Linked DNA regions of Mus musculus: regions 1 and 2 are each linked to region 3. A link is a loop called in an ENCODE intact Hi-C map of the cell type or tissue named here. Cell type or tissue: gastrocnemius. All regions are shown on one strand. Each heading gives the region's core, and the rest is flanking DNA. Links, peaks and the distances in the headings are about the cores only.

Evidence for each region. Hi-C counts contacts between places; a loop is a spot of excess contacts. Peaks named below come from ENCODE experiments on the same cell type or tissue, not always from the same donor. Only the 100,000 strongest peaks of a DNase experiment are listed, where the experiment ranks them.
Region 1: it touches region 3 in a loop (6-fold over the local background); 41 of 42 quality-filtered maps call a loop at or near these places.
Region 2: a loop joins it to region 3, with 3 times the contacts of the local background. A loop is called at or near these places in 37 of 42 quality-filtered maps.

Annotation. Positions count from the first base shown.
Region 1 is chr14:60,690,453-60,698,583 of GRCm38, reverse strand. It overlaps Spata13 (spermatogenesis associated 13), which reads right to left. Exons shown (of 13, transcript NM_001033272.2): 2 at 6,036-7,730. The coding sequence starts at 7,589. Among named protein-coding and RNA genes, the nearest start is that of Gm41165, 10 kb to the right of the region's middle. In gastrocnemius, for the core only: a CTCF peak has its summit at 3,791 (motif pointing right); DNase peaks (open chromatin) are centred at 1,058 and 3,787; H3K4me3 peaks cover 180 bases; H3K27ac peaks cover 1,591 bases.
Region 2 is chr14:60,764,736-60,772,866 of GRCm38, reverse strand. It overlaps C1qtnf9 (C1q and tumor necrosis factor related protein 9), which reads right to left and starts at 4,733. Exons shown (of 4, transcript NM_183175.4): 1 at 4,699-4,733; 2 at 405-591. The coding sequence starts at 570. Gm34997 (a long non-coding RNA gene) reads left to right here and starts at 4,824. Exons shown (of 3, transcript XR_383477.4): 1 at 4,824-4,923; 2 at 6,178-6,236; 3 at 6,887-8,131. In gastrocnemius, for the core only: a CTCF peak has its summit at 3,298 (motif pointing left); DNase peaks (open chromatin) are centred at 1,531, 1,667, 2,075 and 3,288; H3K4me3 peaks cover 4,207 bases; H3K27ac peaks cover 3,251 bases.
Region 3 is chr14:60,522,161-60,530,291 of GRCm38, reverse strand. It overlaps a transcript of Spata13 not described here. Among named protein-coding and RNA genes, the nearest start is that of Gm41166, 97 kb to the left of the region's middle. In gastrocnemius, for the core only: a CTCF peak has its summit at 4,801 (motif pointing left); DNase peaks (open chromatin) are centred at 1,965 and 4,800.

The DNA.
Region 1 (8,131 bases), core at 1,000-5,999, 170 kb before region 3:
GCTGTTTTGATCAGTGGCTAAGGCAATGAACTACAGCCGCACAGAGATCCAAAGGCAACCAGCAGGTGCCCCTTCTGGGCTGCAAGCATACACTGACTCTAAGGAGGCCTGGGGGAAGGTGTGGGGAAGCCCTTAATCTTGAACTAATTTTCTGAAATGACTACATCCCTCCCTTTCTTGAAACATGGATTTTATTTATTTGTTTGTTTGTTTATTGTTCATACATGTGTTATGTACATGAGTGCTATGGCCAGAGTAGAGGTCAGAGGAATAGTGGAAATTGGTTCTCTCTTTCTACCATGAGGGTTCTGGGGGTTAGAACCCAGGATGTCAGGCTTCATGACATATGCCTACACCTATTGAGCATTCTCACCAGCCAGCCAGCCTACCTGCCTGCCTTCCTTCCTTTTTATGGAGTCTTATATAGTCCAGGCAGGTCTTGAACGCACTACGCAGCAACAGATCACCTCCCATGTGATGGAATTACAGGCATGTACCTCCAGGCTTGGTTTATGGGTGCTGGGGATTGAACCCAGAGCTTCAACACACCCAGCTACACTTCTGTAGATGTAACATCAACTTCCTGGTTATAGGAATGGCTGCGTCTAAGCCATTAAAACCTAATACCTAATGTCTAAGCCATCAAAACCTCCCAGAAGCAACACCTCAGGACTTGCCAGGTACCTAAACCATGCCAGGGTCTCCTGCACCTCCACTGAACGGCACAGAAGCAGCAGCAGCAGAAGCCCATGGAGTCATTCACTCAAGCTGAAAACTGGCCCGAACTTACTGTCTCCCTGCAGGACGTCTCTATTGCTCTGAGTGTGTGTGTGTGTGGGGGGGGGGGGGGGGGGGGGGGAGGGGGGCGCGACTCTGTTGTATCAGCAGGGTCCTTGTAGTGTCAAAGAAGCCCTTCCTTTCTCTTCCCATGCCATGAAGTTTGTGGCTTGTTTAATGGGTGGCATCCAAAGGCCAAGTGCTGCCCACGTGGCCTTGAGCACCACTGATCCTCTGCCCCGAAACACTCACAATGACTCACGGCACACAGACACGCTCAGGGACTCTGCAGTCCACACCCTTCTCCCCTAAATGCCTGCGTGACCGACCTTGTGACCTGTGGAATAGACTCAGGAAGGCTACAGCTCCTCTCCAAGACTGGACCAGTCAACCCTGACTTCAAGGGGGCCCCCCTGCTACACCTGCTCATACTCTCCCTAGCCCCTCAATGCCTACAGGGTGAGGTCCAAGTCCACAGCTCCAAGGCAGGCCCTTCCTAACCATATCCAGACCTATTGGCCAACCGTTTCTCCCGTCTCGCTAGCCCATCTGCAGCTCCCCAAGCACAGCAGTTTAGTCACCTGGCATCGTCCTAGGCAAGCAAGCCTCGGAGAGACACGGGAAGTCGGGTGTGCTAAACACCTGTGATACCTTGCTTACCTTCACAGCAGCCTGTGTGGAGGAACCAGACAGCCTGGGCCAACCTCACAGCAGCCTATGGAAGGGACCGGTCAGCCCCAGGTTAGAGCTTCACCCTGTAGCCCAGGCTGACCTCAAATTCAGTGCTTCCCTCTAGCCTAGCTTTACAAGGGCCGCCATGATAACAGCTGGCTCCTCACCCTCATTGGAGGATAGTGATGGCTTTGTAGTAAACAAACAACCAGCACACAGCAGGCGTTCACAGCCAGGGTGTGTGGCCAGCTCTTCGATGTTCTTCTCCCTCAGGCTCGGTCTTTAGCTCCTGTCCACTGGCAGCCTCCCTTCTGCACCCTTTCCTTCTAAATGTCTGCTCCAGAGTGCTGAGCCTGGCTTGTCTCTCTGTTCACACACATTCCTGGCTCCTTGGTGTTCACCAGGTAACACATATTCTCTGCACAGAGACCTGGACTGTGGTTGACCTGACCGTAACTATTGTATCTTAACCCGAGTTGTTGTACATCAAACCAAACGAGGCTACTCCTTGTTCTTCGCAATATTATAGATCTACGTATCCTGTCTGGGCTACAACACCTCCCAGAACCTGCCTCCTTTCAGTCAAGTGTGGCCTAAGTTGAAGGTAAACTCAGAATTACCTGAAACCTCTCTCTGGTTCTCTCATCTCTACCCCTGGCGGAGAGGTGAGAGCGCAGAACAGGCAACACTACACTGAGTTTATACAGTCCTGGAGATCACACTCAGCATGGGTGGGGCGCACTCTTTCTTCCTTAGGACCTGTGAGCACAATTGGTTGAGAACCACACCTCTTCTTTATCCGTTCTCTGTGTCTTTTGTGGGACTTACTCCATGCCAGACAATTCTCACATGCATCTCAGTGTCGCGTGTATGTCTTACTAGGCTTCACCCGACTTCAGTCTCTTGTACCTGGGAGATGCAAAACATCCTGGGCTTGGTTCCACCCCTGAACAGAACACACCACTGTAAGGATACCCTGGGACTCAACTCTTAAAAGGACTGGGGCAGTAGCAGCGGAGTGCTTGCTTTGTATAAACGGTTTGATCACTGGTACGACATAAACAGGCTCAGTGGTCCACATCTGTTGTCTCATCACTTGGGAGGTGGATTTGGGGCAGGGGTGGGGGCGGGGATCACAAGTTCAAGGTTTTATGGTGAGTTCAAGGGCAGCCGGTGATGAATAAGACTCTGTCTTATAATAAAATGAATGTGAGATCGATCTAATTATTTGAAGAATTTCTCCACTTCTTGTAAAACTGTAATGCAGTGTTACATACAAAAAGTTTTGAGGGCTAGAGGCTGGAGAGATGGCTCAGTGCGTAAGAGCACTTGTTTCTCTGACAGAGGACCAGAGGACCCCAGTGAGACGCCTAGCCCCATATGGCAACTCACAACCATCTCTAACTCTAGCTCATGGAGAACAAACATTCTCTTCCTCTTCCTCTCATACCAGGTACATACATGGTACACAAACAAGCATGCATAGATAAAACACATCCTTAAAGTAGTAATTTTGAAAATGTTAAGATGCTAGATAAACACAGTGTTTAACATTAGAGACAACTGAGACCCTAGAGGTTCAAGACTTCCTAGTTTGCCCAGATCCCTAACTGGTGTCTTCTGAGGAGCACAGCCAGAGTACCACCAAACTAGAAGCATTTACAAAAGATTCACCACTGTGCCTGGGACAGGCTCACAGCTGGTGCTCACTACTTACAGCCAATGACTCTATACTACAGACAGGTAGAAAGACAATATCCCTTTTGGAAACTCCGTATTCACACTCTAAACTATGGCTCCCGCACCTTTCTAGAAAATGAGGAACACTATTAACAGAAAAATTCCAAATAGCCTTTATCTTCCAAATGCAAGGATGGAACTCAAGGCCAGGCAAGTGCTAGATAAGATCTCTACCATAGAGTGGCAGCCCTGGGCCTTGAACTCTGCTTGTGTGCGGCTTTCTGAGATAGAACTTATTATGTAGCTCAGGCTGGCCTTGAACTTGAAAACCTCTGGCCTCTGCATCTCAAGCGCTGGGGTTACAGATCTATGTGTATGAGCACACTCAGCTTCTGAATAGCATTTTCGTTTTATTTAATTTATTTGTTTGTTTGTTTGTTTGTTTGTTTTTTCGTGACAGGGTTTCTCTGTGTAGCCCTGGCTGTCCTGGAACTCATTCTGTAGACCAGGCTGGCCTCAAACTCAGAAATCCACCTGCCTCTGCCTTCCAAGTGCTGGGATTAAAGGCGTGTGCCACCACTGCCCCGCCTGAATAGCATTTTTAAAAGGAAAACATTTTAGGGTCCTGCCCAACCCAGTACTGTGCTTTACCAAGAATCACCACCAGGTGTCAGGAAAAGGCCATGTTTTGCAAATGACAACAGCATTTCCTCCTTTTCCTAGTTATCCAGGTAATATGTTAAAATTTTTCCCAAAATTACTTCGTGTTTTGTTTTGCTTTGATACAGGGTTCCACATAGCCAAGCACGTATCTGATGATTACCTTAAAACTCTCACCCTCCTGTTTCTCCCCGTCGAGACAGGGTTTATACAGCCCCAGAGACCACACTCGGCGTGGGAGGGAAGCACTCTTCAGGCTCAGGGTCCTGCCTTTAACACGCAGAACCTGGGAGACTCATAAGGATCCTTTACTAGAGTCATGGAGCATCAGACATGGGGGCAGGGCCGAGTGTTTGCACAGTGAATGTCTCACCAAAGCTCGTGTGGATGGTCCACGTCCTTTAAAGTTCAAGATTAAAGTTTAGTCTCTGGGGTGAAAGTATTAGGCGGTGCTGTGGAACTCTTTGGGGGACTCCAGTGAAAGGTCCTTAGCTCACTTGGGGAATGTCCTGGAGGGGGACCATGTGACCTTACCGACTCTGTCCCCAGTCTTGAGATCTGATCTGTCACTCTGACAAGGATAGGCTACCCTTGTCAGAGGGCCAAGCCAGCAGGACTGCCCAGTCTTTGAAATGAAACTCTGTGCTGAGATGGCCATGCTATGTAACAGAACAGTGTTGAGTTCAGTTCTCCTGCCTCCATCTCATCTCCCAGTCTTTGAGCTCACACGTGTGTGTATAGCCACACCCAGCCGGTGGCCTGGGCATTTTATGCTACAGATGCAAAACTGCTGGGGCATACTCAGAACTGAGTAAAACCTTTTGGCCAATCAAAGTCAGCATCGTTTAACTGTTTCTCAGGGCTGCCTGTCTCCTGCAAGGGATCCACGCCTCTTTTTTTTTTTTTAAGAATGCAAATGAGTAAATCATCTTCAATACTAGAAAGCTCTGACACACTGGGCCTCCAGCCCAGAGTCTGTAGCTGCATGTCTGCTGACTGGATATCCTGGGATGTCCCGAAAGTTGGTTTGGATCTCCCTAAAGCACTCTGTAGCAATTCTACTCTCTCGGTCCTTTCCAGAAGGCTCTGTGACCTAGATGTCTCTGGATAGCAAAGGTCAAAAATAGATATTTGCCAGCCATGGAAGTGTGGCACACACCAATCACCCCAGCACTCTGGAGTGTGACTTTGAGGGTAGCCTGGGCTACAGAGCATCATCTCAGTAAATTTATAACAGCAAATCCACAGGCTACTCTGGCTTCTCTTTGCATACCCAACTGTGCAATCGTTCCTCTGCCGGCCCTCTCCAGGGCTGAGTGGGAGGGAACATTTGCTAAGGAGTAATTTCCTGCTGCAAGCACCAATTCACAGCTGTAACACCGTCTAGAAATTTATGCAAAGAACATTTACAACCCGCACACGCGGCTACGCTTCTGTCTTTTAGCTATGTAAGGTGATAGTACTGAATGTTCTTATAAAGTGAGACTTGCACAGAGGAGTAAAACTGTCTGGCTGCCTGACAGGACGTGAAAGGATCTCAGCTCTTGCAGCTCAGACAGCTATTTGCTGACTTGATCCGAGAGCTGCTCGGAGCTCTGCCCTAAAAATAAGCACAATGGCCATCATTAAACTCTCTTGGAAGAAGCATTATCCTGGGCGTGACAGGTACTGAGCAGCACAGTTCTAATTCACTCCTAGGAAATAAAAGGACTCAAGACACGTAATGTTCTCTAACACAAAGAACTGCATTTACAAGGGCTCTGTCGGGAAGGAGAACAGCAACAATGTCAAATACACGGATGGTATGGGGGTGATAAAATGCTTTCCAAATGTGAAAACGCTGAGAAACCCTAGTGGTCACATTAATCCCCAGGACCTAGCAGCACATAGGAGATACTCAATAAACATCTTTTCCAGGAATGGTGTGGCAAACACTACATCAAGGGAACGTATTTATTAGCAAATTCAATTTTAAGTGGGATAAAGGTGTGTGGGATGGTGTGGTTTGGTGCTGGAGGGCTAACCTGGAACCTTGCACGTGCCACGTAAACACCTGGCAGGGAGGCACATCCAGAACCAGGCAAGCTAAGCCAATAACTTCCATCTCCGCTAAAACTGAATATGACCAGTTTAGCACAGACAGAACCAGGAGTCTTTGGAAATCGCTGGATGAATGGCAAAGCAAATACTAGAAATCACCCCTCCCACACTGTCACCCACCAGAGGCACTCCACCCAGACCCTTACCTCTTCCTTCTTCTCTTCTGGATGGGTGGCTCCATCGAGATTCTCGGGAAAATAGCTGTCACCGCTTTCTCCCCCCACATCACCAGCAGCGTTAAGGACAGTATCCTGGAGGGACACGGGTCCCGGTTGCCTGTGCGAAGCATCCTCAGTCCGCTCTTCACTGTCCGCTGAACTGAGGGACAGCACACTCAGACTACTGGGGCACTTAGTACTCCCTGGGCTCTGAGGGCTTTGGGGCTTGGGTGTGGTAGGTCTCAGAGGAGTGGGAAGCTGCACGGGATTAAAAGGATGTTGGCTGCCAGTATGTGCCTCACTGGAGCCTTGGCTCAACCCTTCTGGGTCCGTGGGGATTGGTGAGGGACTGCTGGCACGAGGTCCATCATTTCCCAGTGGCTGAGCACTTTTAGTTTCCAGGGGGAATACTGCAGTATCCACATCTAAGTGGGGCTCTGGAGCTGCGTAGGGCGCAGTGGTGCATGGTGCAGGGATACAGGGTGAGCCGCCACGCCTGGCATCTGGCTCCACGCTGCTGCTAGTACGACGCGAGTAGTCATCGTGTAGCTTGCTTCGTGGCGCAAGTAGTGGGTTCTCATCCCCGAGACCGGGACCAGGGCCAGGGGCTGCACTCCTGGGGGCCTCCCTCTTCCAAGCCGCATCCTTGACATTGCTCACCAGTCTCAGGACTCTGTCGAAGTCCTTGGCCCGGATGGGGCTCCTCCAGCGTCTGGTTCTTCTCTCTGAGCCACCCGGCTTCTCCGGGTCTGTGAAGAAGCTGCTCAAGGTTCTGGAGGGAACCTGCCTGTCACCCTGCAGTTCCGTGAGGTTGGATGCAGACTTGCGCTTGAAGGAGCTCTTCAGGACGCTCAAGCTGTCGATGCTCTTGCTTCTGCGTGGCAGAGGCACAGCCCTGCTGGGTTCAGGGTCTCGAACTTGGATCTCACACACGGCGGGCTCCGGCACTGGCTGCCGCCCCAGGTCCAGCAGGCTGATGCGGCCCAGGCCATAGGCCCTGCGGATGCTGCGAGAACGGTGTGTGCTCCTCTGGAAGGCGTCCTCCGTGTCCTCGGGGTCTGAGCAGTCAGACCCGGCGCCATCTCCTACAGGGCCCAAGGATGTACACCTGCCCAGGCCCTTTCCCAGGATGGCAACGGTGCCATTGGGAGCAGCCCTTCCTGGGTCTCCTGTAGGCTCCTCCTTGGAAACTTCTGCCCCCTCCCGGTTCTGAATTCCTTGAAGGACAGAAGATTTTAGTCTTTTAAAGGAGCCCATTTTACGGAAGGAGGCCAGGGCATTCCACGTGGAGGAATTCCCCACAAGGACGACTGAGCGAGGTCTCTCAGAGTTCGAATTCATCCTCTTCCGACTACCAGAGAAGAGACGTACCAGCTTCGATGGGCTGAGCCTGGTTTCCCCGGCTTCGGGATCACTGCTGGGGCTGCTTTTGCAGCCTCCATTCTGACATGCTGAGGATGTCACCATTTTCGGGGCCTTTGGGTTGGAGGCTGAACAAGTGGCTGTGGCACCTTGCCCATGGCCATCCTGGGCTGTTGTCATGTTCTTGGGGTGGGCAGCCTGGCTCAAACCCCCATTCACGCCGGTAACTGGGGGTCCCTGCTCCAGACCTTCATCTCCAAGGACAGCAGCCTGGCTTTCACATCTGCTGTGTGCATCTGGATCCGTAGTCACAGCTACTGCCTGCAGCACAAAACAAAGCAGGCGTTTAACCATTGTCCCCAAGGAGGCGCCTCTATAGAGGCTGATCGTTCAAGCTAACAACTGCTAACAGAAGAAAAACCCCACAAGCTCCAGGACAAGGCTGGGTCATTAAGAATTACTCTAAAATCTACTTCTCATCAAAGCAAGAGTGGAAGGCATGCAAATGATGTATTCCTCAAAGGAGAAACGAAAAAGACAGCTATGGATGTACATCTGACACAACGGAGAAATCCCGAAACCCCGAGAAGACCCTGGAACGCAAATGGTAAGACCTTGTTCTTTATGTGAACGGAAGGGATCTTTTATTATGAAACATCAACCCCACCGTGACTTCCAAACACGCCTACTGAAACACCAGCCTGTATGAGCAGGGGCTCGGT
Region 2 (8,131 bases), core at 1,000-5,999, 240 kb before region 3:
TCATAGATGATGCATATATAGGAGGAAGCAAGACATGGGTAGGGTTCTGTGCTTTCTATGGCTATAGGCGTCCACTGTGGGCCTTCTCCCTGTGCATGGGGGTTGCCTCTGTCCTTAGCCATCAGATTGCTCCACTGATCTCATGATACTAATGATGCATCACACCCGCAGTATCCCACTCTGTGTTTCTGCCTGTTTTGTAGGAACACTTGTTAACAGTCATCTGCTGTCGACGAGAAGCCTGTGGGGGTGGGGTGCAGTTGACCTTGCCCTGCACTTCATTCAGCACCTGCAGGGCACATTGGTGGGTGAGGGCTCAGTGGGCAGGTGGAACAGTATACCAGTGGCAGGTGGGTGACTGAAGGGATAGAAGAAGGCCATAAGAAGCAGCAAGTGTCAAGTACCTGCGTCTCCTTTGTCACCCTTGGCACCATCTCGTCCATCTCTTCCAGGTAGGCCATTGTGACCTGGATTCCCAGGGATGCCGGAGTGCCCTTGCCGGCAGGTGTCCTGGGAGAATACACTTCTCGTGCATGCACCCATAACCAGCAGAAGCCACCAAATCCTCATGGTCAGACCACAGGGTCTCAACTGAAAGAGGGAAAACAGAAACTGAAGGATGTATAGCCCCTGGGTGCAGGTACAGTTGCTGGGCATGAACACTGCCTCTCATTTCTTCAATGAGACAGGTTTTGGTCTCTCAGCAAGGACAGAGGTGCTGAGGAGTGACAGGGCCTCCTGTCTCTGCACTGACAAAGGCCTGAACCAGATCTTACTGCGTCAGATGAACAGGGCAGGAGAAAACCAGAGACCAGGTAGCTGACCAACCTGGACTAGAAGAAGCTTGTTGCAAAGCCTGGCATAATGGCACCCAACTGTTATCCCAGCACTCAGAAGGCTGAGAGAGAAATCACAAGTTCCGGGTCAAAACAGTATTCAGTTATGTGCTGAGACCCCATTGTTGCAAAAGAAAGAAAGAAAGAAAGAAAGAAAGAGAGAGAGAGAGAGAGAGAGAGAGAGAGAGAGAGAGAGAGAGGAAGGAAGGAAGGAAGGAAGGAAGGAAGGAAGGAAGAAAGGAAGGAAAGAAAGATGGGGGGAGGAAGGAAGGAAGGAAGGAAGGAAGGAAGGAAGGAAGGGACATTGTTCTTAGATGGCAACACATGGTTGGGACCATTTTTAATGGTCAATAAATGTGGAAGCCAAGTTTTGAGGTCAGGAGACTCTCCTATGTATTGTTTCAATTTGAGCAAGCTACTTTTTTAAGCCACAGAAAAATGCTTTCTTATCCCATGGGGCTAGTATAAAGACCACATTTGACCACAATATACATGAAAATTCACACTAAAAATAAAAAGCCACGTGAAATTACCATCTGACCTAGCAACTCTATTCCTGGGAATAAAAAACAAAACAAAGCAAAACAAAACAACAACAACAAAGGTTTGACTATGCTTGGGGTTCCTGGCAGCAATATTCTTGGCAGCCACTAGGGGGAGCAGGCCACATGCACATCCGTGGATGAGCAGTTAAAGAATACGTAGTATATAAATACAGTGGCATGTCATTCGGCCCCAGAAAAGCAGGAAATCCTGGTCCCCTCCAGGACATTAGGTGGTGACATTCTGGGACTGAAAGACAGATCTGGTATGTATGCGAAGTGATCCAAATCATGGAGCAAAGCAATATGGCAGGTGCCGGGAGCTGAAGGGAGGGGGCGCTGTTCAGTGGAAGATGAGACCTCTGCAGGTCAATGACGGCGATGGTTTCAGGATGGTGTGACTGTATCTACTGCTATTCAACCATACACTTAAATTAGTTAGACTAGTAAGTTTGAGCCTATTATATATCTTATTATGTATTTTATCACAATAAAAACAACAAAACATTAAATGTCTTCAGCCTCAGGTTGGAGCTGAGATCTGGGCAAGATCAGTAGGCAAACTGCTCCCCATAACAGGATCAGCATGCAAGCCCCTGCAGGGGCTTGAGTCTTTGAGATTTGAATGGGTGGGATTCCAGATCGAGCTGAGGATCCCTGTGAGTGTGCAAAGTGTCATACCATCTGTCCCCCAGGACCTGCCTGGCAGGGGCGTTGCGTTTGATACAAAGTCATGGGACTCAAAAGCTCACCTGGCTGTACTTTGAGAGTTACGTCCCCAGTCCCTGATATTTAGTACCGAGCAGGAGGCTGGGCAGTGACAGGTGGATACAAGGACTATGTGATGGCAGCTCTTTTAATATTTAAAGAGCAACGCATCCCTCCCCCACCAAACCAAAGAACACATGGGTTAATGCAACCCATCAGACCCCAGATCCTATGTACTGTGGCCAGCAATGTAGATGTCCACAATCCTCTGTAATGGCAAAAAGCAGGGTGTCTGTCTCTTTGATCCAGTAGTACCATCTCTGCAGTTATTCATAATACAGCAAAGATCTGTGTGCCAACGGTAACTGCAGTATTTTCTGCTAAGGTGGAAAAGGGCACAATATGTAATGCTTGAGAATAGCCTTGGGAAGTAGACCAGTGCGTAAGTGCTGAGAATATCATGAAGGTCAGTGAAATATGTAAAAGATGCATGAAGGCAGAAGGATGGTGAGTTCAAGACCAGCTTGGGTACAGATGAGACTCTGTCTCAAAAGACCCAGCCAAACAAAAAGAACTAAAATCGGGCTGGAGAGATGGCTCAGCAGCTAAGTTCACGCAGTGCTCTTGTGGAGGACTGGCCTTCAGCTCTCAGCACCCACAGGAGGTAGCTACCTATAGCTTCAGCTACAGGAGATTGGAGTCCCCTTTCTGGCCTCTGAGGACATTCATACAACTCGCAGGTGCGCGCGCGCGCACACACACACACACACACACAGGTTTAACATTTTTAAAATCAGGCACATTATGAGGATGTTAATGTATGTATATTATAAAAAACTAGAAATGTATGCAAATAGGCAAACATGTTAATGTATAGAATGATGTAGTAAGAGGCTTTCCTGTGAGGAAAGATGTCTTTGTAGTGCTGGTTACACATTTGTAGCTATTTATTTTTCTTAATTGTGTGTGTGCACATACACACACACACACACACACACACACACACACACACACACACACATAACACACAAACATAAAAACCCTTTGAGGCCGGAGCATCAGACATTGCTGGAGCTGGTGTTACAGGCCACCAGATGTGGGTGCTGAGAAATGAACTCTACTCCCCCTGGGGCTCCATCCCTGAGCCATCTCTCCAGCCCCTCTGTAGCTAGACACTGACATCCAAAAGATGATGTCGCCCTCTGGTGAAAGCTGCAGAGAATGATGGGATACTGAAAGTGTTTCCCAAGGTTTCCCTCAGTCACAAGGCCACTCCACTTCAGGCAGCTGAGTTTTCTTAGCGCCAACCCAGTGAGTTCTCTGCAGTCGTCACTCCTGCTGCTGGGTGCAGAAGCCACTGGTAGACCCTAGATTGACTTTTCCGGGCTTTACCGGTGTTCTGCCTCACTTCCCACCTTCTCCATGAAAAGCCACTTAGTGGGTGGAGAAATGGCTGATCTTCCAGTACCAGGAGGCTCTCGAAGCCCTTGTAGACGATGAGACGCCCTTTCCTGGCTCCCAGTGTGGTACACACAGTGCAGGCATAACACCCACACACATTGTTTTTTTTTTTTAAAAAGCCATTTTTGGTACCTCTTCTGATTTTCTCTAATTTACAGCCATGTGTTCTCAAACATTCCAGGTTCCTTATGCCCCCCCCCCCCCCGCAAACACTTCATAATCCTTATGCAGACCCCACACACGAACATTTAACAGAAATCAAGGGAACACTTTTCCCAGTCAGGGTCTCTCTATGCAGCTCAGACCGGCTTAGAACTCATGGTCCTGCCCCAGCACTCCAAGTGCTGGGGACAGGTCTGCTTCACCAGGCCAGCTTGCGAGCCATCTTTGCTAAGGCTCAGCTTGCTTGAGTGTAAGACTGCCCGGTGACATTCCTTACACTAAGTTGGCTTCATTTATTTCTCCCATGTATTTGATACAATGTTACAGTAGGCATCTTTTCTTCAACATATATTGTTTTTATAGACCATATAAATCAGCATATACACAACTATTAAAACACTCATTAAATGTGTAGCTGATGATCTATAAGCTTTTCTAGAAAGGTCTGTTATTTTTGTGATTTATCCTGTTTTTTTTTTTTTAAAATGCCTCTTCCTAGGCCAGTAGTGCAAAATTCTGGCAGATGAAATTCTCTGCTTTTCTATCTTCTCTTCTCCTTCTCCTTCTTCTCCTCCTCCTCCTCCTTCTTCTCTTCTCCTCTCTCTCTCTCTCTCTCTCTCTCTCTCTTTCTCTCTCTCTCTCTTCCCCCTTTCTCTCTCCCTCCCTCACTCCTTCCCTCCCTTCCTCATTTCCCTTCCTATGTGTATGTGTGTCTCTGTGCATGTCTGTGTGTGTCTGTGTGTCTGTCTGACAGTCTCATACTATAGCCCAGGCTGTCTGTCCTGGAACTTACTCTGTAGCCCAAACCTTTTGTGTCATTACATTACACAGTGTGACATTACAGGCATGAACCACCGCACCTGGTTTGTCCTTTAGAAAAAAAGTTTAAGAAGCAGATTATCTCTGTTCTTACCCAGGGCTTTATACCACACGTGGCTACCTCAGAACCCGGGTGCTGAATGTGAAAAAATATCCTTTAGTGCACTTACCTGAGCCCAGGAGTTGCAGGCTGGATCCTGGCACTGTGCAAACAGGGAACCCTCTCACTGTTAATAAAATCAAGCCTTCCTGCCATAGAACTCCCCAGTGAACCTAAGTGCAAAATAGCAGGAAGGGGAGGGGACGGAGGGAGGCACAAGATGTCTTGGATTAGCTTCAGGAAAAAAAATCACAGCGACACTAGGGTCCAGTAGCCTCCCTTCACAGCAGCCCAGGTATGGACAACTTTGTCCTTTTCTTCTCTGTCCTTTGTGCCAGCAGGTGGAATGTGGGAGAAGAGGTCCCCACTACAGGCTTCTTTCCTTATTGTGAACAGCCCTCTCCTCGGCCTTGAGTCCATCAGGGGTGAGGAAACGGGCGTAAATGTAACAACGAGGAGGACCGTGACTGTAACCTGCGGTCTTTGCAGCACAGAGCAGCAGAATTCCCTTTGTTTACTTAGAACTTTTAATGATTACAGTCACTGTTGCCTGGGACTCTCATTAAGGATAAAACTACATTTAAGAGCAACCTTGGATTCAGTTAACCCTCCCATTGGCATTCACGTCTGTGCAGAATACTGCAGGGCACTTCCAGTCGGGAGGAAAAGGCCTTCTGCTATGCTATGGGGGGTAGGATGGTTCATGAAGCAGCTCTGAGCACCCTTGTGACTCCTAAAGCTCTCGATAAGGCCTGACGCTCCCAGTGACCCTGCTCTGTCCTTTAAATATACCAAACAGTAAAATAAAGTTATCTTCTCCAGTTTGGGTATTTAGGTCGGTGGTAGAGCACCTGTCTAGTAAGCACAAGACCCTGGGTTCAGTCCAGCTATAAGTAAGTAAGTAAGTAAATAAATAAATAAATTCCAGCACTCTGGAAGCAGAGGTAGGTAGACCTCTGTGACTTTGAGGCTAGCCTGGTCTGCAGAGCAAATTCCTGGACAAGCTACACAGAGAGAAGAAACCCAGGAAGTCTGTTTGAGTCTCTGCTCATGGTCACTGCTGTAAGTGGGGGTGCAGTGAATAATCCACTGAAATGGCTCCCTAGCTAGAAAGGTTTCTACTACAGGTGTGAAAGGAGAATAGCCAGAGGCATCTTAAGAGCCTAGAGCAGCGAGAAAAAGAAGCCCATGGCCCAGCACTAGAGAAGTAGGGCTCTACGAGGACAAGCAGCTGAGGGAGGGAACTAGATCAGCCTGAGAACTTAGAGGAGGTGAGGACAGGATGCTAGCGAGTGTGGGTCTTGAAATGTGTCAGGTACATGCGGAGTGGAACTGAAGGATACACAACCACAAATACATGCTGAGGGACGGGGCCCTTTCCACCAGATAGAAGCCCCTTTCATGGGTTCCTGAGGAACACTGCTCTGTCTATAGTTCAGCCTGAGCTGAGCAAATGTAGCTGAGCAAACGCTGCCATCTCGGGGTTACCCACAGCTTTTTTGGGAAACCGAGGTTCCTTTCGGACCTGACAATTACTCTTCTCTTCCAGGAACCCCGGACTTCAGCTTTTGGTGCAGAGGATGCGGCAAGTTACCAGCTTCGTTATCTGTGAGTTTAGACCAGGCATGGAGCAGATGAGGACTCTGTCTATCCTTTCCCTGACCTTCAGCCCACCGAGGAGCACTCGGAGGCTCTGTAGCTTCTCCTGACAAGTGTCTTAACGGTCAGGCAAACGTGCAGCGGTTTCAAGAGCATAAGGATACTGTTCTGTTCTGAAGGGCAGGAGCTCACCCTCAGTGGCCATCTGGGGATGGGGTATGCAGGTACCGGGAAGTCTCACCTTGGCAGAGCTAACCACACCCCACATTCATTCCTCAGCCCACAGACAGCCCCAACAATGTACCCAAGAGGAGGTGGGACTGGGTTTGGCAGCATCCATTATACTGGGTTGCATCCACTGAGCACGGTTTAGCTTCTTTAGGTCTGACTGCTACAGCCAAGTCCCTTCATGTGTAGGTAGTGCAGTTGGTTGCTAGAGGGACCTCTGTGGTCACTCAGCTTCAGGCTGCCACAGGCCCTTCTGCTCCCCTGGCCGTGGGGAATCCTCTCTAGCTGTATTCCTAGTCCTGCCCTCTCTCCCGAGTTAGCAGGAACCAAGCCTGTTGGTGCATTGTTTACACTACTCTTCTGCCTCAGTTTATGATACTCCTATTCATAAGAGGAGGACTTGGTCACCAGTGTCCCCTTCCTTCCCCAAGGTCTGCTGGGATCACTGTGCAGCCTGCTTGACATCCTGGGCAACCCTCTGCCTCGGATTTGAAACTTCTCTTCACAACCTACGTAGGCAATACTGGCTACAGCTGGCCTTGAGCTCTTCAGCCACATTGGGGAATGCCAAATGCCATCAGTGTCACAAGGTCCTGGTCATTTGCTTAAAGTCCAGCTGCACAGGCACTGTATGGTCTCAGCTCTGACCCAGCAGAGGCACTGCACCTCTCTAGGTAAGCCCTATGTGCTTCTCCACAGAACCCTTAGGAGTTGAGTCTGGGCCTGGATATTTAAGTTGAAGACTCCATTCTAGGAGCTGTCCTATGCCTACCTCCTCACATCTCTGGTGCTACTGATACAAGAACATCATTGGGTTTGTCTGGCCACATTCCTCCAAAGGGACATGGTCTCTCCTGTGCATGCAGTAGACAACTATACATGCTTGTTTCACTTCCCAACTCTTCTAGAATAACGTTCTTCCCCCTATGTTCCCTTCTGTGCATGGTGCCACCCTGGGCCACCCCTTCAGTCCCCAGGGCTGTCATTGTCACTCTTTGTCAGTGGACCCCATGGAGGAGGGAGCAAGTGGACAGATTATGCTGGGATTAAACACCAGAAAGCAAGAGGCAGCTTTGGCCACCCAGAGGAACCATGCTCTGATTAGTCACCACAAACAATGGCTTGTTTACTGGGTTTTTCTGAGCTTGCTAATGAGAGGAGGAAATTCCTATTCACCCCACCCCCTGGGTGAGGGAGGCCATGGCTGCAGGCTGACCTCCCAGGGAAGAGCCTCGCCAGCAGCTCTGACCACTCAGAGGCATAGAGACCTGGTCACCCATGCTCTATCACTCATGGAAAACTGCAAGGGATTTAGCCTTCCAGGGCTGGGCTGTCACTCAGCCCCGGTCAAGAGGGCCTGCTTGGCCTTGAGGGTAAGAGGTGGGGCAGTTCCTGGTTACATCTGCAAACGCAGAAGAGGCTAACAAAACCCATCCAAACTGTCCCTTGTCCTCTCTGACTCATAGACTACTCTAATGGCCCCTCTCCACCTCCCCTCAAGAGCCTTTCTCCAACAACTCCCAGTGATTCCCTCCCACCCATCAGGAATGAGTCTTTAGGAAGAAGCACCAAGCTCAAGGCAAGAAAGGATCTGTAAATTCCAGCATCTGCTGCCTTTTAAAAGTGTTTTCTTGAGACAGAGTCTCATATGGCTTAGGTTGACCTTGAACCCCTTA
Region 3 (8,131 bases), core at 1,871-6,870:
CTCATATGACCTCATCTGGGGAGTTTTCTGGGCTCCACTCTCATTGGGCTGTCAATGAGGAACATTCTCTAGACAACCGCACTGTCCTGGGCCAGTGAGGAGTCTAGCAGAATTGTAACAAAGCCATTTTCTTCTCCCAACCCTCACACTGGGAATTCCCTCACACTGGGAATATGACCTCATCCCTGAATCCAGATTATGCATGTGTGCACTCAAGTGCCTTGCCCCTCTCCCCCCGCCCCCGCCCCCATGCCATCGTGGCTGTCACTCCAGAACCCCTAAACATGAGGTAAGAGGGAAGCATCCTTAGGCAGAGACCCTAGAGGTGCAGGTAGTGAGGCTGAGGTGGCGTGGCTGGAACAGCTGCCCTCTGCTGGCTGCCTGCCCCCCCTCACAACACTCCCCCCCCCCCCATGGGAAACTTCTTTGTTAGTTTCACATCTTCTTGGCAGGTCAAGCAGACTCTGCACACACACACACCCCACTTCCCCCCCCCCCCCCCCCGTGAAGAAAAATAGATACAGGTGTCTGAAGTCTCAGGAGGGCTCCCCCAGCAGCTTTCTTGAGAATCCATAGCTTTGTCCACACAGTAGGGAAAGGCTGGAGATGAGACTGATGGGGGTCTACAACCTGGCTTAGCTCACAACACATACTCAGGTAAGGATGTCCTAGAGATAAAAAAACAACACACACACATACACACACACAACGGTAACACAGTCTTTGTGCTTTAGCACAAAAGACAGAAAACAGCACATTTTGGAGAATAAGGTAGGCGTTTTGTGATAGGGAAATAGTTCAAACTTGCCCCCGTCTTAGTACCTGAGTGTTGTGTAATGACTGCAGCTGTCTATAAGGCAGTGTCCCATGACACACTGGCTGCCATTGCCCATACTGTGCCAGAGCTCTGCCTCTGAGCTGAAAGCAAGCCTCAGAAGACATTCAGAAAGTTCACCGATAACCCTTTTTGCATTCAAACTCCTGGCTGGGACACAGGTCAGAAAATGACTTCATCTTTTCTGGATTCTTGCCCAAGGCTGAGCCCTGGCAGCTGCCACCTTGTGCCCTGGTGCTGTTCTGGCTGGACACCAGCTGGGCTCTTTTCTTCTGTCTTGGCTGCTGGCTTCACTCAGGGACAGCGGCCCCTGAATGATCATTGCTGGGTCTGAGCCATCCTCTGAGCCTACACGGCAGAAGGCACCAATGATGCACCTCTTTTGGTTTGTTTTATTTTGGCATTGGCTCTTTTAGAATGAGGTTTTTTTGTTGTTGTTTAATTTTTTGTTTGTTTTACTTTTTCTTTTCTTTTCTTTCTTTTTTTTTTTTTGAGACAGGGTTTCTCTGTGTAGCCCTGGCTGTCCTGGAACTCACTTTGTAGACCAGGCTGGCCTCGAACTCAGAAATCTGCCTGCCTCTGCCTCCCGAGTGCTGGTATTAAAGGCATGCGCCACCATACCCGGCTCTTTTTCTTTTCTTTTTTTCTTTTCTTTCCTTTTTCTTTTTCTTTTTCTTTGTGGAGATCTGGCCAAGCAGCGCTTCTGAGGAAGTGACTTATCAGCATTATCAGATTTCAAGGACCCAGAGTCATGTGAGCTGGAGGACTTCTGTTTTCTGTGACAACCATGGACCACCTATTGCTTAGTCCCATTTTACTCCCTTAATTCAGACAGTTCCTGGGACGCACATGGGCAATGTCAATCCTTGAATTTCTTCTGGTGGTCTGGGAATGTCTGCAAACGAGGTCACATGATTTGTCCCTGCCTGGCTTTGTAGAACCTCCTGAAGGTACCATATGCTGGCTACACAGTAAAGGGACTCCAAAGTATTTACACATGTGGGGGGAGCCCTCCATAACAAACAGGTTCTCTACCCTCCCTGTAACGGTGTGTAATATTCCAAACTTGGCAAATATACAGTACAGTTGGCTCCCCGTGGATTCTGCGTCTTTGAATTCAACCAATCACACACTGCAGATATATATATATATATATATATATATATATATATATATATATATTTTTAATTCTCTTTGTACTGTGTGGCGGTTTGAATATGTGTGGCCCAGGGAGTTGCTCTCTTAGGGGGCGTGGCTTTATTGGAGGAGTTGTGGCCTTGTTGGAGGAAGTGTGTCACTGTGGGGGTGGACTTTGAAACTCTGCCCAGTGTGGAAGAGCCAGTCTTCTCTTGTTTGCCTTTGGAACAAGATATAGAACTCTCAGCTCCTTTAGTGCCGTGTCTTCCTGCATGCATGCTGCCATGCTTCCTGCTATGATGATAATGGACGGAACCTCTGAGCCTGTAAGCCAGACCCAGTTAAATGTTGTCCTTTATAAGAGCTGCCTTGGTCATGGTGTCTCTTCACAGCAATGAAACCCTAACTAAGACATACTGAAACATTTCCACCAACTCCTGTCATTATTCTTGACCAAAAGAGTCCAATGACCATTTATGCAGCATTTACATTGCACTGCAAATTCCAGGTTGTTTAGAGAAGATGTCAGGTGTAAGATGATGCCTGCTGGGTCTCAGCACATGTGACACCAAGGACCATTTCACAGTCTCTGGGTTGTGGTGTGTTTGGGAACCCTGGAACCAACTGTATACATGTATATACAGTAGACTTTCCAAAGAGACTTTATACTGTAAAGCATTGCCTAATTTGAACTATAGGATGTGCATTTTTAGTGTTCTCATGACTGTTGTCATTGTTAATGCTGCTGCTACTGATATTTTACGGCAAAGGAAATCAACAACTGTAGAATCAAGAGTTTTAGGCTCCTCATCATGTTCAGGGTTAGAACTCAGACATTCCTTAGCCTGAATCCTAAATTTAAGTAGCTGAGGACTTAGCCCCTATGCGTAGCCCCTATGCCTGTTTCACTGTTTGTTAAATTAATTGTATAACTGCTTCCCTTGTCTTAAGTCTCTTTTCTCCTTTCTTCTTGTTATTTTTTGTCTTCTGGTTTCTTAAGATGAATTCTAACTCTTATTTTAAATTTTTCATTATACTAAAGACAGCGTTTAAAGCCATTTTCTCCAAAGACAACTTTTTGTGCATGCTGTAGGTCTGCTATGAGGACTCTTGGTGTGCACGCGCGCGCGCTTGTGTGTGTGTGTGTGTGTGTGTGTGTGTGTGTGTGTGTGTGTGTGTGTGCCCAGAAGAGGGTATTGGACACCCTGGAGTCACTGTGTGGGTGCTGGGAACCAGACCCTGGTCTTTTGCATAAGAAGCCAGTGCTCTTGACTGCTGAGCTGTCGTTCTCTTGCCTTCTTGCTGAATGACTCACTGCAGCCTCGGCTTCCTGCTTGCTCGGGAACATTTAATGAATGCACTTTGTTTTCTAAATAGAGAACTTTTATATGATTCATCTGTTCGGGGCTGGGGGGGTGGGGGGTGGTAAGAGACTGATGACTCTAAACTCTACTTTCTTAAACTCTCTGAAATGTCCTTCGTCATCAAGGTTCTGACAAATGCTATAAAATTTATCTTTTAAAAGATGAGAAATAAGGAAAAGTTACATATTTTCAACTTTGTGATGCAAATTTTACATATATTTTTTGCATGAGGAAAGACTTCTTTCAGATTCTATTTGTCTTTGATTATTTGAGGTCAATTCACTTGAATTCTTCAGTGAGAATATTGAAAGCCTTCATTATATCTGTGCCCCATCAAGTTCTGTTTACATTTTTGTTGCTCCATGTGTTTGGGCCTGCGTTGTTGGTATAGACAGGTGCTTTAATTTATCTAAATGACATAATGTAATATTGAACGTGCAGTAGGTCTACCTGTCAGTCACCTGGGGATTGCAAATAAAATGCACAATGAGGCACATGAAGTGTGAGAGAGAATTTACATATCAACTTTCTGTGCTAAGGGATGCCCGGGTAGCAGGTAACTCACTGCTATTTCTGGGTATGTCTGAGAGGCTGTTTCCAGGAGGAAAGGAGGTCGTTTCTCCCCAGTGTGAGCACCATCCACTTAATCAAGGGCCAAGTCAGGACAAAAGCCACAAGGTAGAGTGACTTTGGTGAAGACAAGACAGCAGTAACAAAACTCACAGTGACCAAAAGGGTAGAAGGAAGCCAGGTTGCTGGGCCGATCTGGGCCTGCCCTTGGGCTTGGGACATCTAGTTCTTGGCCCTGTGGACTAAGGGACAGTACGTGGAGAGGTGCTGGCTTCCCTGTTCTCAGACCTTAGGGTGTGGGCTGAGCACATCACCAGTTTTCCTGATTCTCTGGCTTACAGAAAGGAGATCCTGGAACCTATAGCTTTCACAATAGTACCAGCCAGTCTCTCCAGATGACTCTCCTTCTCTATGTCTATGCAGAAATGCACAAACTGTTTATATTCTGTCGGTCCCGTTCCTCTGGAGACTCGGAACCCAAAGAAAAGAGATTTCCATACTGCTTGTTGAAGATGAGGCCACTACACTCCCCTGAGTATAGATGGGATGGACTGAAGCTGATCGACACCCATGCCTTCCGGTCAGCAGTGCAGGTTCAGATATAGAAGGCACACACAAGCACGTCACAGTGGCACAGCTACAGAGTCCACACTCTGCAAATGCGAATCCCATCAGTGTTGGGATGAATAACGGAAGTATCAGGTGTTCGGCACCTATAGAGCCACACCTATAGAGCCAAAGGGACAGACAAGCTATTGCTCTACAGGTGTCATGGTATGCCTTGCAAACGAGAGGGAAAGAAACCAAGCACAAAATGGTACAAACTGCATGCCTCCATTTGTGTAAATTACTGACCAGGATGTCAGATAGTGGATATAGGATCAAGGGTGCCCTCTAGTGGTGAGTTGTGAGCAGACAGAAGGATGTAGCCCTGGCTGTCCTGGAACTCACTTTGTAGCTGGCTTTGAACTTAGAAACCCACCTGCCTCTGCCTCCCGAGTGCTGGAATTAAAGGCGTGCACCACCACCGCCCAGCTGGAATCCATTTCTTAATCTAAGTTGTAGCACATGTTTTTGCAGGCTGGGGAAATCAAGGGAGCTGAACACTAGCAAGGTATGAATGTCTCTGCATATGCAATGACCTACAGATGCTTTGTTTTTTGTTTTTATCATCATTTAAAATCTAATATAGAGCTGTGCACAGGATCCACAATGAGATGGAAACTGCTACAATTTGCCTTTTTACAAGGTACATTCAAATCTCAGAGGAAACCAGAGGCACTGCGCTCATTTCTCTGATAAGTCATACAGTTTCCTTTTCTGGGCTGCTCAGTGGGCGTGAGAACTGTGACCCCATTTTATAGAGTACGAAAATGAAACTCAAGGGCTAGAGACGGTTCAGTGGTTCAAAGCACTGGCTGCTCTCTCAGAGGACCAGGCTTTGAGTCCCAGTATCCTCATGGTGGTTCACAACCATCTGTAACTCCAGTGTCAGGGACCTGACAGGCTCTTCTGGCCTCTGGGCACCAGGCATGCATATGCTGCAGGACATACAGGCAGACCAAACACCCACACACATACACTCAATTAAAAAAATACTTTTTAAGAAACAAATGAAAATGAGCCCAGCCTGGAAGCCATCTGCCTGTGCATCTCCCGGTTATAATCTCTCCGACTAAAGGCAGTAGTCCTCAGCACCACCTTGGTCCATGTTTGCCTGCTGGAGTCCCAAGTCACAGGAACCCTGTGACTCTGCCTTTTAATTTCTCTCCATGAAGTACAAAGAAGATCTTCTCCCAGGACATTTTACATGAGTTGTTTAGAGAGACTCAGAAACTCTCATGAAGCCACAGTGTCCCTCCATCCAACTGTGAGCTTCCCTTGTCTCTTGGTTTAGTTTCACTGCTCTGTGTCATGAGCCTGGCACTGCCACAGTGTCATCTCACCACCAAGTTTCCTCTGTAAGAACATTCCCTCTGACACATTAGCACTGGCGGTGCTTAAAACAACGAAAATGACTTGTATTGTGTGGTCTATCCAATTCAATTATATGCGCATGTGCATGTGTGCATGTGTGTGTGTGTGTGTGTGTGCATGTGTGCATGTGTGTGTTGTGTGTGTGCATGTGTGCATGTGTGTGTGTGCATGTGTGCATGTGTGGATGTGCCTCCTGAGTGCTAGGATTATAGGTGTGTACCACCATACTCAACTTTCAGTTTAGTGATCTTATGGCTTTGTTTGGGACTTGGAGACCTGGGAAAGGGATAGGAGGAGCAAGAGAGAATGGGGGAGGGGAGGCTTAGACGAGCAAAGGACAATGCTATGTATGCATAAAACGTCAAAACAAAACCTAGAACGTTGGATGCTAACTTTAAAAATTAATTCATAAAACACTTATTCAAAGGACCATGTCTGCAAGAAGCGTTGGCACGGAACAGAATAAGGCTGAAGTGCTCACTTTAGAAGCTCATCATGGGGAGGGAAAACATCTTTAGGGTGGTCCAAAGGCTGTGGCTGGGGGTTAAATTCAGCTCTGGGCTTTCTGGAAGAGAGTTATAAATCTCCTTTGATAACAGGAAATAGGTCAGTTATTAAAAGAGACAATTTTTCAGCTGCAGATTCCTAGAGAATATGCCAAGGAGGCCCTCTGAAGGTTCCACAGGGAGGGCACCTGGCAGGTGCCATGAAGCCGGAAATACCACAGACAGGAGAAGCTCACAGACTCAACAGCCTCGAGTTTTATCTTTAGAAAATACGTTCAAAGACGGAAAAAAAATCGAAAAGAATAATGGAGGAAAGAGAGATTTGGGATTACGAGAGGCCCAGGCAATGCAGGCAGGGGGCAGGCAGATCAGCCCCTGAACCTGCCCTGGTTCAAGGTGCCTGGATTCACCAGCACAGGCAAGCTTAGTATTCCTACCATGGTGAGTGAGTGGACAGGCCAGGGCTCTCCGGCTTTAAGCAAAATGCACAATAACATTCTATCAACCTCTATGTACACTGCCACCCAAACAGGAAAGACAAACAAGTGTGCTCCTGTGTCCCTAGGGCAGAGGTGGAGTTAAATGCCCCCACTGTCTTCCCTGCTGCCCTGGCCTGGAGGGGTATCTCACTGCTCTGTGTGTGGTCCTCCAGTCTGTCAGGAAGGGTATTTCTTGGAAGATCCCAGTGTGTTGTGAGTTAGCACAGAATTATGAAACTGGATTGCAAAAAATGTGACCTTTCACTATGAGCTGCAAGTCACACAGTATTTTGTCCTTTCTCTCTTTTGAAAGGACACATGCTTAGCCATTAAAGTCATAAGAGGCACAAAACTTGAGGGTGAATTCACAGAGGACCCTATTTTTCAAATACCCGTGCTCATGGGGCTATGGAGGTGGTTTAGAGGTTAAAAGCACCGGCTGCTCTTACAGTGGACAGGGTTTGACTCCCAGGACCAACACAGTGACTGCAACCATCTCTAACTCCGGTTCCATGGGAACCAATGTCTTCTCAAGGTCTCCATGGGCACCAGGCACACACGTGAAGCATGGACATATATACAGACAAAACACCCATGTACATAAAATAAATAGCAAAAATGAAAACAATATTCTCTTCTTCTCCACTGATAATGAGAGTCATAAAGAACCTATGAATCTGAGGGTTTGAACATAGAGGAATGTAAACACGGGTTCACATGGGGCATTTGTGCCTGCAAGTCCAGAGCCCGGGAGATGGAGGGTCCGTCTTTTCAATGTCTTGCTTTGAGGCTGGTTCCTCCAAATTGAAAAATCCCCTCCTCCATGGAGGAAGAAGACCCATACAGCACTGGATGCTCATGGAACTTCACAGCTCAGGCAGCTAAGGAAGCCGCAAGAATCCCACGAGCCCTATGCAAGGTTACAAACTCAGGGTGACCCTACTGGAAGGAGACTCTCTAAGGACCCAGTTGCCTGCGAGTTGTGCAGGGGTGCCCCACATGGACAGAGCCACCCATTGTATTGAGAATAGAAGGAAAAGAGCCCAGCTACCCACAATCCCTTTTGAGAACATGCTTCCAATGCCCCAAAACCTCTCATGAGGCGCCACGTCTGCAAGGTTCCACCACTCCCCAATGGTCCTCTGCTGAACACCAAGCTTTTAATACAGGGCTTGTGGGACTCCAACAAGCACCCACCATATAAGGACACACCCTCCCTCCTGTCTCCCACCTGACCCTTGGCGTATAGCTTCTCATATCTGA